2 separate regions of the Homo sapiens genome follow, and region 1 is linked to region 2. The links are chromatin contacts, found by Hi-C or POLR2A ChIA-PET in ENCODE. All regions are on one chromosome and are shown on one strand. Each heading gives the region's core, a stretch centred on a gene start or an enhancer-like site at or near the end of the contact. The rest is flanking DNA. Distances are from core to core; before and after follow the strand shown.

What was found. Hi-C counts contacts between places; a loop is a spot of excess contacts on that map. ChIA-PET counts read pairs that join two places held with the same protein, here RNA polymerase II (POLR2A). Pooled maps may share reads with other maps.
Region 1: a loop to region 2 is called in a map of CD14-positive monocyte, with 2.7 times the contacts of the local background. The contact joins two enhancer-like sites. A Hi-C loop is called at or near these places in 7 of 168 maps with a recorded cell type or tissue (CD14-positive monocyte, Caco-2, HepG2 and 3 more), 8 of 37 single-sample maps with no recorded cell type and 2 of 50 pooled maps. POLR2A ChIA-PET finds 5 or more read pairs at or near these places in 10 of 52 experiments (A673, K562, MCF 10A and 6 more).

The regions. Positions count from the first base shown.
Region 1 is chr7:101,741,310-101,747,385 of GRCh38, forward strand. No RefSeq gene overlaps it. Among named protein-coding and RNA genes, the nearest start is that of CUX1, 73 kb to the right of the region's middle. RefSeq lists enhancers at 35-104, 1,588-2,531, 3,160-3,680 and a silencer at 2,411-2,530. Within about 2 kb of position 2,687, at least 4 of the 41 ENCODE cell types and tissues checked have a DNase peak (open chromatin) inside an H3K27ac peak, as active enhancers do.
Region 2 is chr7:101,704,517-101,711,446 of GRCh38, forward strand. No RefSeq gene overlaps it. Among named protein-coding and RNA genes, the nearest start is that of MYL10, 79 kb to the left of the region's middle. RefSeq lists a silencer at 1,755-1,934. Within about 2 kb of position 3,240, at least 3 of the 41 ENCODE cell types and tissues checked have a DNase peak (open chromatin) inside an H3K27ac peak, as active enhancers do.

The sequences.
Region 1 (6,076 bases), core at 1,437-3,936, 36 kb after region 2:
CAGCCACAGGAGTACAGGCTGGATGGGACAAGCACGCCCTGGGCAGTGAAGGACCATGGCCACATCCAGCTCTCCTGCCAATTTCAGGCTCCGTCTTCCAAACAGGGCGCGATTTAGCCAAGTGAAAGTGAGTTGGTGGCTGGGCGTGGTGGCTTAAACTGGTAATCCCAGCACTTTGGGAGGTGGAGGCAGAAGGATCACTTGAGGCCAGGAGTTGAGATCAGCCTGGGCAACATAGTGAGATCCCACTCTATAAAAAATTATAAAGTTAGCCAGGCGTGGCTACACAAGCCTGTAGTCCCAGCTACTTGGGAGGCTGAGGAGAGAGGATCACTTGAGCCCAGGAGTTTCAAGCTGCAGTGAGCCATAATTGCGCCACTGCACTCCAGCCTGGGCAACAGAGGGAGGTCCTGTCTCTTCAAAACAACACATTTAAAACATTTCACCTGTAATCCTACCACTTTGGGAGGCCAAGGCAGGTGGATCACCTGAGGTCAGGAGTTCGAGACCAGCCTGGCCAACATGGTGAAACCCCATCTCTACTGAAAATACAAAAATTAGCTGGGTGTGGTGGCTGGCACCTGTAATCCCAGCTACTCAGGAAGCTGATGCAGGAGAATCACTTGAGAGGGGGCGGAGGCAGAGGTTGCAGTGAGCTGAGATCATGCCACTGCACTCCAGCCTGGGCAACAGAGGAAGACTCTGTCTCAAAAATAAAAAATAAAATAAAAATAAAACGTTAGAACAGTGCTTGGTACACAGTGATGGCTCAGTAGATGTGAGCCAGTTATGAGTACTTAAAGCATAGCCTGTGCAAAGAGGCCGTGCTTCTAGCTTCACCTTTCCAACAGCATCTTTCCAGAACTTTCTATCTCCTGGTGGGCAAGGACCGTGAGAAACACCATAACCTGGAGAGGAATTCTGGGTCTCAAGATGGCTCCAGTTGTGCCTGTCTTAGGCAAGTGGGGTGGTGTGTGTGTGAGGGTGAGGGGTCCCAGGAAGGGTCCCCACACTTCACTCCTGCACCTCTCGCTCCCCACAGCCCCCCTCCCCTTTTCTAACTCCAAAAAGCCCAGAGGCCCAGCCGTGTTTGGAGAAGGAGGGGGGCCCTGAAGCTTGGGCCACCTTCAAAGTGACTGCAGGGAGGAAGATGTGGACACTAGACTACGTACTGACCACTCTGAGAAGGAAGCCCGCGGGGGAAGGTGGATGGGCGGTGGGCGTCACGGCAAAGGGGTTTAGGGGAGACAGGGATGTCTGTGAGCTGTGGGAGGTGCACACTGAAGACCCAAGAGGTGAGAATGGATGGAACTGCCCCTGAGAAGGGGGACAGGGGTCCCCTCCTCCCCTGAGAAGGAACAAACCGTTGCACTTGTCGGCAGGGCCCTGAGAAGTGGAAAGTGGATTTGATCTTCCTTAGACCATCACGTACCCGCAGCACCCTAGAATGTAAACAGGGCTGGGAATGCGATGACCAGGTCCTGGTACCTTAAGGGCTGGTACCTCTACCTCCATCGGGACCTGGTGCCAGAAATAAGAAGATTCTTAGACTATCCCCACTGGAGGCTGGGCGCAGTGGCTCAGCCTGTAATGTCAGCACTTTGGGAGGCCTAGGCGGACAGGTCACTTGAGGCCAGGAGTTCAAGACCAGCCTGGCCAACATGGTGAAACCCCTCTACTAGAAATACAAAAATTAGCCGGGCATGGCGGCGGGGGTCTGTAATCCCAGCTACTCGAGAGGCTGAGGCAGGAGAATCACTTGAACCCGGGAAGCGGAGGTTGCAGTGAGCCGAGATTGTGCCACTGCACTCCAGCTGGGACGACAAGAATGAGACTCCATCTAAACAAAATAATAAATAAAAAATAAAAATAATAAAAGAATATCCCCACTGGAAGGGTCCTGCAAGGCCAGCCACGAATCTGTACAAGTCCTCGGACAGACTGAGAAACTGAGGCTCAGAGAAGCGGCCCCCACCCCATCGGAGCGTCCCAGCTCCACGCGCGCGCCTGGCAGGGGGCGCCCTTCCCCGCCGCGCGTGCCGGGCAGGGTCCCCCAAGGAGAAATCCCTCTTAAAAGAGTTTTTCCTTTCGCGTGAACTCGCCGCCTGCATCCAGCAGCGCGGTCTCCAAGGTGAACCTCGCACAAATGCGTTGCAGATGTACGTCCTTCCATTTCTGGCTACCGCGGAGCTGCTCGGGAGCGGCGGCGGCGTCCCCAGAGCGATCCAGCCCGCGTTTTCCGTTCCGCCCGCCAACTTTTGCAAGCTGTAGTTATTTGATAATGATTTTTTTTTCAAACCTCTCCCAATAATTGTTATCCTCCCCGCCCGGTGCAGCTCAGGTGATGGGCACAGACGGCAACGCAGCCGCCGCCGCCGCCTCCTCCTCCTCCTCGTCCTCCTCCTCCTCCTCCTCCGGGTGCGCTAGGCTCTGGCTCCAGCCCAGGGGGAAGAGCCACAGCGGAGGCGCCTTCTGCAAAGGCAGCGGGGACGGCCCCGGAGGCTGAGCCAGAGCGACCCCGGATCCGCCCCCGCCCCCCTCCATGAGGCCTCTCACACCCTCCCCCGGCCCAGGCCACCTCCCCCAAAGCCCACTCTCCGGAGGCCAAGGCTGTCTGGTGAACGGCTAGGGGCTGCTGGGCACAGAGTTCAACGCTGCAAATATTTATTAGACACCTACTGTATTCCCAGGCCCTGAGCAGAGCTGGCCTCCAAAACAAATGAGAACAGCCCTTGCCCTCAGGGAGACTGGGGGACGCCACCCCTAACCTGGGAAGGTGAGAGGGGCTTCCAGGGCAGGGATACCCCCGACAGAACCTGCTCAAAGTGCCAGAGCTAGACAAGGAGGGAAGGCTTGGCTCCGCAGCAAAGCTCAAGGCAGAGCTCCGCCCCTCCCCCATCACCTTCAGCCCTTCCTCCGGTTTCTGCCAAGGGTCATCACTGAAAGCACCCTCAGAGTCTCTTTTAGAAAGCTACGGGTCTCTGCGGTCGTGGTGGCTCACGCCTGTAATCCCAGTACTTTGGGAGGCCGAGGCGGGCGGATCACTTGAGGTCAGGAGTTCGAGACGAGCCTGGCCAACAAGGAGAAATTCCGTCTGTACTAAAAATACAATATTTAGCCAGGTGGGATGGTGTGTGCCTGTAGTCCCAGCTACAGCCCATCGCTTGAACCGGTGATGAGCCGAGGTCGTGTCACTGCGCTCCAACCTGGGCCAGAGCGAGACTCTGTTAAAAAAAAAAAAAAAAAAAAGCTACCGGGCTCAGAAAATGGAGTCATGTAGGTAAGAGTGGAAGCAGGTGGCTGAGAGGCAGGCCCACACTAACTCCTTTTTGGAATCCCTGAGGTGCACACATAAACAGGGGTGGCAGGAGGGCAGGCTGGAGAGGGCCCAGGTGAGCTGCTGACCCCCACGGGACGGGGGGAGGTCACATCTGGGTCTGATGGCTCAGCCACAAGTGGTTTGAAAGGGGCCCTTTGCTGGAGGGAAGTAAGCCCAACCTCAGCTTGGTTACATCCCCAGAAAGCCCGGAGAGTTCTTTTTTTGTTTGTTTGTTTTTGTTTTTTAAGCCTGAGCTCATTTTTTAAGTTTTTAAGTGAATATTCAGTTTTGGTTTAAAGTTTTTAAATGAATACTAAGAGTTTTCGTTAAAGTTTTTTTTACGCATACTAAGTTCTTTCTTTCATTAAGCCTGGGTTGATTTTCAGCTTTTTAATGAATACCATTTTAATTATTTATTTTAAATACTAAGGTTTTGTGTTTTGTTTTGTTTGTTTTTGTTTGTTTATTTGTTTGAGACGAAGTCTTACTCACTCTGTCGCCCAGGCTGGAGTGCAGTGGTGCAATCTGAGCTCCCTGCAACCTCTGCCTCCTGGGTTAAAGTGATTCTCCTGCCTCAGCCTCCCGAGCAGCTGCGATTGCAGTCATGCACCACCATGCCTGGCTAATTTTTGTATTTTTAGTAGAGATGAGGTTTCACCATGTTGTCCAGGCTGGTCTCAAACTCCTGACCTCAAGTGATCCACCCACCTCGGCCTCCCAAAGTGCTGGGATTACAGGCATGAGCCACCGTGCCTGGCCTTAAATGCTAAATTTTTATTTTAATAAGTTTTTAATGAATTCATTTTAAGTTTTTTGGGGGTTTTTTGTGGGGGTCCAGGGGGGACCAGGTCTTGCTGTGTGGTTCTGTCACCCAGGCTGGATGCAATGGCATGATCATAGCTCACTGCAGCCTCACACTGCTGGGCTCAAGTGATCCTTGGTAGTGGCCGGAGTTCTGGGTACCTGGAGGTGGGCAGTGATAGAGGCATTTCCCAGGCAGGAGGTACCACTTAGGTGATGACTGACTCCTGGTGACTCTTTGACCTTGCCTGAACCACGAGTGACTCTGGAGCAGCGAATGTATTATCTCTATCACGCCAACCAAGAGCTGATATAGATAGGGCATTATTGAAGATCCATCTAAGGGCAGATGGAAGAGGGGCCCATGAAGCCACACTCCAAGGTCTAGTTTTCTTGTTGTTTTTTTGGGGGGAGTGGGAGACAATTATGGGTTTTTGTTCTTTGAGGGATTTTGGGGGTTTTGTTGGTTTTTTGGTTGGGTTGTTTGCTTTTGAGACAGGGTCTTGCTGTGTCACCCAGACTGGAGTGCAGTGGCACAATCATGCCTCACTATAACCTCAACCTCCTGGGCTCAAGTGATCCTCCCACCTCAGCCTCCCAAGCAGCTGGGACTACAGGCATGCACTGCCATGCCTGGCTCATTTTTAAATTGTTTTTTAGAGATGGGTTCTCACTATGTTTGCCCAGGCTGGTCCTGGACTCCTGGCCTCAAGAGGCCCTCGGCCTCCCAAAGTGCTGGGATTACAGGTGTGAGCCACACCACAGTTGCCCTCTAAAGTCTAGTTTTATCTTGTGAAGAGTGAGGAGCCGCTATGAGGTGATAAGTCAGTGTCCTTCCAGACCCTTCCAGGAAGCCCACTCCGACTGTTACCCTGGGGTTCACTGGTATCTCTGAGCACCTTGTGCTTCTGAGCCAGGCCCCCGGCTATGGAAGGGGTGGGGGCGATGCTCCTAGAGGTTGGAGGACAGATCATGAATGACAGAACAGTCTGATTTTCCTGGAGGACGCCCCTCCTTAGACAGGGCAAGCCCCCAGCCAGTGCCTCCTCCTTCCCAGCACTCAATGCTCCTCCTCTGCCTCCTTCACCTTTCACTTCCTCTTCCTCCACCTTCTGCTGCTCACCAGAGTCCAACTCACATTTCTTTAAAAACTTAAAATGGGCTAAGTGCATGGTGGCATGCACCTAAAATCCCAGCACTTTGGGAGGCTGAAGCAGGAGGATCGCTTAAGGCCAGGAGTTCGAGGCTGCAGTGAGCTATGATCACACACTGCTGCACTCCAGCCTGGTTGACAGAGATCCCATCTCTAAATATTAATAATAATAGACTGGGTGTGGTGGCTCATGCCTGTCATCCCAGCACTTTGGGAGGCTGAGGAGGGCAGATCACCTGAGGTCAGGAATTCGAGACCAGCATGGCCAACGTGGTAAAACCCTGTCTCTACTAAAAATACAAAAATTAGCCAGGCCTGGTGGCGGGCACCTGTAATCCCAGCCACTCGGGAGCTTGAGGCAGGAGAATCACTTGAACCTGGGAAGCAGAGGTTGCAGTGAGCTGAGATCGTACCACTGCACTCCAGCCTGTGCAACAGACCATGATTCAGTCTCAAAAATTAATAATAATAATAATAAAATAAAGCTTCTTTGATGAACGGATCCAAAATTTTCCGATCAGAAAATCTAGAAAGAAGGTATTTTAATTTCAGCATATGTGTAAGTTTCATGGTTTCAGGGGTGTCCAAGGGAGAGAATACAGTCACAGGCTCTTAGTTTCTGTTTCTGGTTGGGTCAGTAAATCCCCTTCCTCATCCCTCTTTTCCGCTTGTCACTAGAGACAGAAACTAAAAACCATGGTTTCAGGCTGCTAAAAGCCTAAAACAGAACAGAACAACAACAGCCAAACAAGGCAGGTTGGGCAAGCTTGATAGGGTTTAGTATCATTTTTTATTGTTTATTC
Region 2 (6,930 bases), core at 1,990-4,489:
CTGAGGCAGGAGAATTGCTTGAACCTGGGAGGCAGAGGTTGTAGTGAGCTGAGATCATGCCACTGCACTCCAGCTTGGGCAACGAGAGCAAAACTCTGTCTCAAAAAATTAATTTAATTAATTAATTAATAACAATAATGAACAACTTCTACATGACAAAGAACATCATATGCAAAGTAAGTCAAAAGATAAACAGGGAGAAAATATTTGCAACTCATATTACAGCCAAGGGGCTGCTCTCCCTAATATGTAAAAAGTTCTTACAAAAAAAGAGAAAAAACACCAAAAATCTGGTGGAAAAATGGGCAAAGGATTTGAACAGAGCATTCCAGAGAAAAGAAATATAAGTGGGCTTTAAACATATGAAAATGCTCAACCTTATTCACATTAAGAGAAAAATGGGCCTCGGTGGTGGCTCACACCTGTAATACCAGCACTTTGGGAGGTTAAAACAGGAGGATCACTTAAGCCCAGAAGTTTGAGATCAGCCTGGGTAAAAATCTCATCTCTACAAATATTTTTTTTTTAAAAGTGAGCCAACATGGTGGCACATGCCTGTAGTCCCAGCTACTCAGGAGGCTGAGGCAGGAGGTTTGCTTGAGCCCAGAAGGTAGAGGTTGCAGTGAGGTGAGGTTGGGCCACTGTACTCCAGCCTGGGCAACAGAGTGAGACCTGTCTCAAAAAAAGAAAAGAGCGAGAGAAATGAATTATACACCACACCAGAATACCATTTCTTACCTATCAGATAGGCCAAAATCCAAAATTATGCCAACACGGTCCAAGGATGAGGCTATTGTGTAGGCAAACAGGCCGTCTGGTATGTTGCTGGTGGGAATGCAAAATGATACAACCCCCAGTGGCAAGTGGTTTAGTAATTCTTATCAAAGTTACGGATGCATTCACCCTATGGCCTGTCAGTCCCACTTCTGGGAATTTGTTCAACAGTGCCACCTTGAACATGTAAGAAATGATGTACATATAAGCTTAATCATCGCAGCTGCGTGTAACAGCAGAAAGCTGGCAGCAATCCAGTTGTTTCACACATTATGCAAAAAGACAGTGAAATAAATCATGGTACATCCACACAATGAAATACTATGAAGCTGTTGAAAAAGGAGGAGGAGGAGAAAGAGGAAGAGGAGGTGGGAGAGGGGAAGAAGAGGAGGTGGGAGAGGGGAAGAAGAGGAGGAAGAGGAGAAAGCTCTCTATACCCTGACGTGGAAAGATCTCCCAGATAGAATATTGGGTAAAAACACAAGGAGTAGAACACCATAGGCTGGTGGGGTGTCTCATGCCTGTAATCCCAGCACTTTGGGAGGCTGAGGCAGGAGGAGCGCTTGAGCCCAGGAGTTCGAGACCAGCCTGGGCAACATAGCGAGACCTCGTCTCTGCAACAAATCTTTTAAATTAACTGGCATGGTGGCTCACACCTGTAGTCCCAACTACTTGGGAAGCTGATGTGGAAGGATTGCTTGAGGCTGGAAGGTCAAGGCTGCAGTGAGCCGTGATCATGGAACTGCACTCCAGCCTGGGTGACAGAGCAAGGTGCTGTCTCAAAAAAAATAAAAATAGGCTGGGTGCAGTGACTCACACCTGTAATCCCAGCACTTAGGGAGGCTGAGGCAGGTGGATCACCTGAGGTCAGGAGTTCGAGACCAGCCTGGCCAATATGGTGAAACCCTGTCTCTACTAAAAATACAAAAATTAGCTGAGCATGATGGTGGGCACCTGTAATCCCATCTACAGGGAAGGCTGAAGCAGGAAAATCACTTGAACCTGGGAGGCGAAGGTTGCAGTGAGTTGAGATTGTGCCACTGCAGTCCAGCCTGAGTGGCAGATTGGGACTGGGTCCCAAAAAATAAAAATAAAAATAAATAAAAAGAACAGCATCTATGTCAGCAAATACAGATTGCTTTATGCATTTGCATAAAGAAATACTAGAAGGATACACAAGAAACTAATTGTTCCTCTAGGGATCAGGGGGATGAGATCCCTGGGACATGGATAGTGGGACTTGTGATCAATGCCTTTTCATAGCAGTTTGGACGTCAAACCGTGTGAACATGTTACATATCCACACTTTTGTAATGATATTAACATAAACAACTTACCAAGAAAGTAAACATCGATATTTATCAGGTATAGGTCTGGTGGTTTGTTCATCCCTGAATACCAAGTCCTAGATCCATGGGAACTTGCCCCCCATTTTGGGGGAAACAGCAATGGGGAGCCATTGAAAGTCTCTGAGCAGGGCAGGCACATGGTGAACCCAAGAAAGCCCATAGCCCTGCAGCCAGTGCTCAGGGCCAATGGACAGCTGCAGGGCCAGGGGACCTATGGCTGCGGCAATAGGGGCAGCTTTGGATGAAAGCGGAACTTCCTTGGGGGCTCAAGTCCCCATGCACCCCCGTATCCAATGTCCAAGCTGCCCTGGAAGCAGCTTATCGCTCAGCTCTTGCCTTCTGCTTCCTACATAGGGAGGAGATTTCTACGATCGGGAGAGAGTCGGCACCCGACAGGGCTCAAGGAAGTCCACAAGAGCCGGTTTCCAAGACCTGGGGCTCGGGCTGGGCTGGCTGAGCCCAGGCCCCTCAACCATGGCAAGTTGCTGAGAAGCCCTGCATGGCAGCTCTGATACCCAATGGGGACCTAGTGGGTGTCCCTCTTCTCCCTTTCAAAATGAAGACATCCTTCCAGCTGCAGCTCAGGTATAAGTGAAGACAGAGGGACTCTTAGGATCACTCTCCACACCCCACCTCCTTCAGGAAGCCTTCCTGGGCCATCAGGACGGTGGAACACCTCTTCAGCCTCCGTCTCCTGGACCAAAACTTGCCCTGCTGCCCTCTCCGAGTCCTCCGTCCAGGGCTGCGACCCTTGATCCTGACTTCACACCACCCCATGACCAGCCCCCCAGCACTGGCATGCTAGTCCTTCATCTGCAGCTCCCAGCCCCTCACCTTTCCTGCCCCTGTGTGGGAGCTTGTCCATACAAATATTTTGCAAACTGTAAAGGGCTGCGTACCGACAAACACTTTGCAAACTGTAAAGGGCTGTGCACTGACAAGCACTTTGCAAACTGTAAAGGACTGTGCACCCACAAGCACTTTGCAAATGCTAAAGGGCCATGTACCGGCAATGTCTCCTGAGGTTAGGAGGAGAGGGAGGGAGAGGAGAAAGCCTCTGACTGTGGTTCTCCACCACAGGCCTGGGTTTTACTGCCCTCATGAAATGCTGTGTTTGCTCGGCACCCCACCCGGTGGCTTGTACACACCTGTACGCGGAAAGCTGTAATTTTGCAGCATTAATCACAGGTAGGATCACACCCAAGTTCCTGGCACTCCACTCCCCAGGGAGGGCTGGCCAGGCCGTCGCCTTTGTGTTCCAATTATGCTGTCTTTTATTGCTTTTTTTTTTCTTTTTTTCTTTTATTTTTTTGAGATGGAGTCTCACTTTGTCGCCCAGGCTGGAGTGCAGTGGCGCGATCTCAGCTCACTGCAACCTCAAGTGATTCTCCTGCCTCATTACAGCTGCCCACCAACATGCCAGGCTAATTTTTGTATTTTTGTAGAGATGGGGTTTCACCATGTTGGCCAGGCTGATCTCGAACTCCTGACCTCAGGTGATCCGCCCGCCTCCCAAAGTGCCGGCATTACAGGCATGAGCCACCATGCCCAGCCTTATTGCTCTTTTAACGATAACAGAAACACTTAAAGAGGCAGGGTCCGAGGGTGAAAAATGACACGCAAAAAAAGCCACTGCACTTGGTGCCTAGAGGAAGTTCTGTGTCTGGACAGAGCGCTCCCCATAGGCGGGTGTGAAGAGGCTGTGTGAGGTAGTGGCTAGCACATGTGCTCTGGCATCCTACAGGCCTGAGTTCAAATTGTGGTTCTCGTGCCAACCAGCTGTGTGACCCCAGGCAAGTGACTTGCCCTCTCTGAGCCTCCATTTCCTAATCTCTAGAACGGTATATTGAAGACAAAGGACTGAAATGACCGTGGGGAGAGGCTGCTACTTAGTAGACCTTTGTCAATGCCAAGTCCTCCCAGGTCCTCCCATAGCTAGTGCTGTCTGTTTCTCCCACCAATTCATGTCATTTCCTACAGGTGTTCACTCACTGCTATGCACGCGGTAGGCACGCAGGGTGGCCGAAAGAGCGTGGGCTTTGGAGTTGATTTTTCTTTTCTCTTTCTTTTCTTTTCTCTTTTCTTTTCTTTTTTTCTTTTCTTTCGGAGTCTTGCTCTGTCACCCAGGCTAGAGCACAATAGTGTGATCTCGACTCACTGCAAACTCCGCCTCCCAGGTTCAGGTGATTCTCCTACCTCAGCCTCCTGAGTGGCTGGGATTACAGGTGCCTGCCACCACGCCCAGCTAATTTTTGTATTTTTAGTGAAGACAAGGTTTCACCATGTTGGCCAGGCTGGTCTCAAACTCCTGACCTCAGGTGATCCACCCACCTCAGCCTCCCAAAGTGTTGGGATTACAGGCATGAGCCACCACACCTGGAGATTTTTCATCTATTCAGTAAATATTAACTTCCTGTGGCCAGGGTGCTGGGGATCTGGCCCCACACAGACGGTGTAGGAAGGTGTCCCTTGGCCCATGCCTTCCTGATGCTGTGCCCTGGGTTGGGAGAGGAGTGAGGCAGGTGCAGGAGGAGAGCAACACGTGCGAAGGTCCGGAAGTGAGACAGAGGGGCTTTGGGAACAGTAGACTGGAGTGTGCAAGGGAGGGCGGGAGACAGGAGGCCCGAGGCCAGATCCTAAAGGGCCTTTGCACCTGGGCTATGGAGTCCGAGCACCATCCAGAGCACACAAGGAGCCACCAGAAGGACTCAAAGTGCTTTGATGCGCTAAGGGGAAATGTGGGTTACGAGGCCAGGACTGGAGGCAGAGGGTTGGTAAGAGGTTGCAGTTGTGGACCAGTTTCAAAAGATGGATGGGGGCTGGGCACAATGGCTCATGCCTGTAATCCCAGCACTTGGGGAGGTCAGGAGTTCGAGACCAGCCTGGCCAACATGGTGAAACCCCGTCTCTACTAAAAATACAAAAAAATAGCTGGGCGTGGTGGCAGGCGCCTGTAATCCCGGCTATTCAGGAGGCTTCAGCAGGAGAATCGTTTGAGCCCAGGAGGCCGAGGTTGCAGCGAACAGAAATCTCACACCACTGTACTCCAGCCTGGGTGACAGAGGGAGATTCCATAAAAAAAAAAAAAAAAAAAAAAAAAAAAAAAAAAAGATGGATGGGAACCAAATCTGGGGTTACTTTTTTTTAGAGACAGAGTCTTGCTCTATCACCCAGGCTGGAGTGCAGTGGTGCAATCACAGCTCCCTACAGCCTTGACCTCTCGGGCTCAAATGATGCTCCTACCTCAGCCTCCTGAGTAGCTGGGACTACAGGCATGTGCCACTGAGCTGGGCCGGGGTAACTTTGTGTCCCTTCTTGGCCATTTACCAGCTGTGAGACCTTAGGCATGTGATTGATGTAACTCCCAGCCACGTTTCCTTGTTCCTAAATTGCAATAGTGATGCTTGGTTCCCCAGGTAGCAAGATTTAATAGAGATTAAAAGAGGGGCTAGCCGGGGGTGGTGGCTCATGCTTGTAATCCCAGCACTTTGGGAGGCTGAGGTGGGTGGATCACCTGATGTCAGGAGTTTGAGGCCAGCCTGGTCAACATGGTGAAACCCCGTCTCTACTAAAAATACAAAAAATTAGCCGGGCGTGGTGGCGCACACCTGTTATCCCAGCTACTCGGGAGGCTGAGGCAGGAGAATCACTTGAACCTGGGAGGGGGAGGTTGCAATGAGCCAAGGTCGTGCCATTACACTCCAGCCTGGGCAACAAGAGAGAGACTCCATCTCAAAAAATAAAAAAATAATAAAAGAGGGGCTATACCATACTTAATAAATAATTGCATAGCTAAATAAATGGGGACAGAAGGACCGCTCTTTCATACAGTAGAATTCTGATTAATATGTGTACAAGAAAAGAAGGAAATAGGAAAGTCACCAGTAGACAACGATTGTGGCAAATGATATCACCAATGGATGCTAAAATTGATGGATGAAAGTTTAAGCAGAAACAGGATGTGCCTGGTCTCAAAGTATCACCCCAAAATAACGATTAACTAGCAAGAGAAGGGAGACAGTAACTGTACAGGGAGAAACCCCTGTAATCAGTGAGCAAGACTCATACCGCAAGATGCGCGCAGACTGCACTGAGATGGACGTGATGTTATCTTTGTGATATTCTCACCCCAAATGCATACACTCGCTCTGAGCAAGAGAATGCACTGGACAAACTCAAAATTGAGGGAAATTGGACAAAATAGCTGATTGGGGTTAGTCTTCAAAAGTGACTTCCGGCCGGCCGCGGTGGCTCACACCTGCAATCCCAGCACTTTGGGAGGCTAAGGCAGGCAGATCACCTGAAGTCAGGAGTTTGAGATCAGCCTAGCCAATATGGCAAAACCCTGTCTCTACTAAAAATACAAAAATCATCTGGGCATGGTGGCTCGCATCTGTAATCCCAGCTACTTGGGTGGCTGAGGCAGGAGAATCGCTTGAACCCAGGAGGTGGTGGTTGCAGTGAGCCGAGATGGCACCACTGCACTCCAGCCTGGATGACAGAGCAAGACTCCGTCTCAAAAAAAAAAAAAAAGTGACTTCCAGGCTGGGCACAGTGGCAGTGGCTCATGTCCATAATCCCAGCACTTTGGAAGGCTTAAACAGGAGCATTGCTTGAGCCCAGGAGTTCAACACCATCCTGGGCAACATAAGGAGACACCGTCTCTACTAAAAAATAAAAATAAAAAAATAGCCTAGCATGGTGGTACATGCCTGTGGTCCCAGCTACTCAGGAAGCTGAGGTGGGAGGATTGCTTGAGGCCAGTAAGTGGAGGCTGCAATGAGCTATTATTGTGCCACTGCACTCC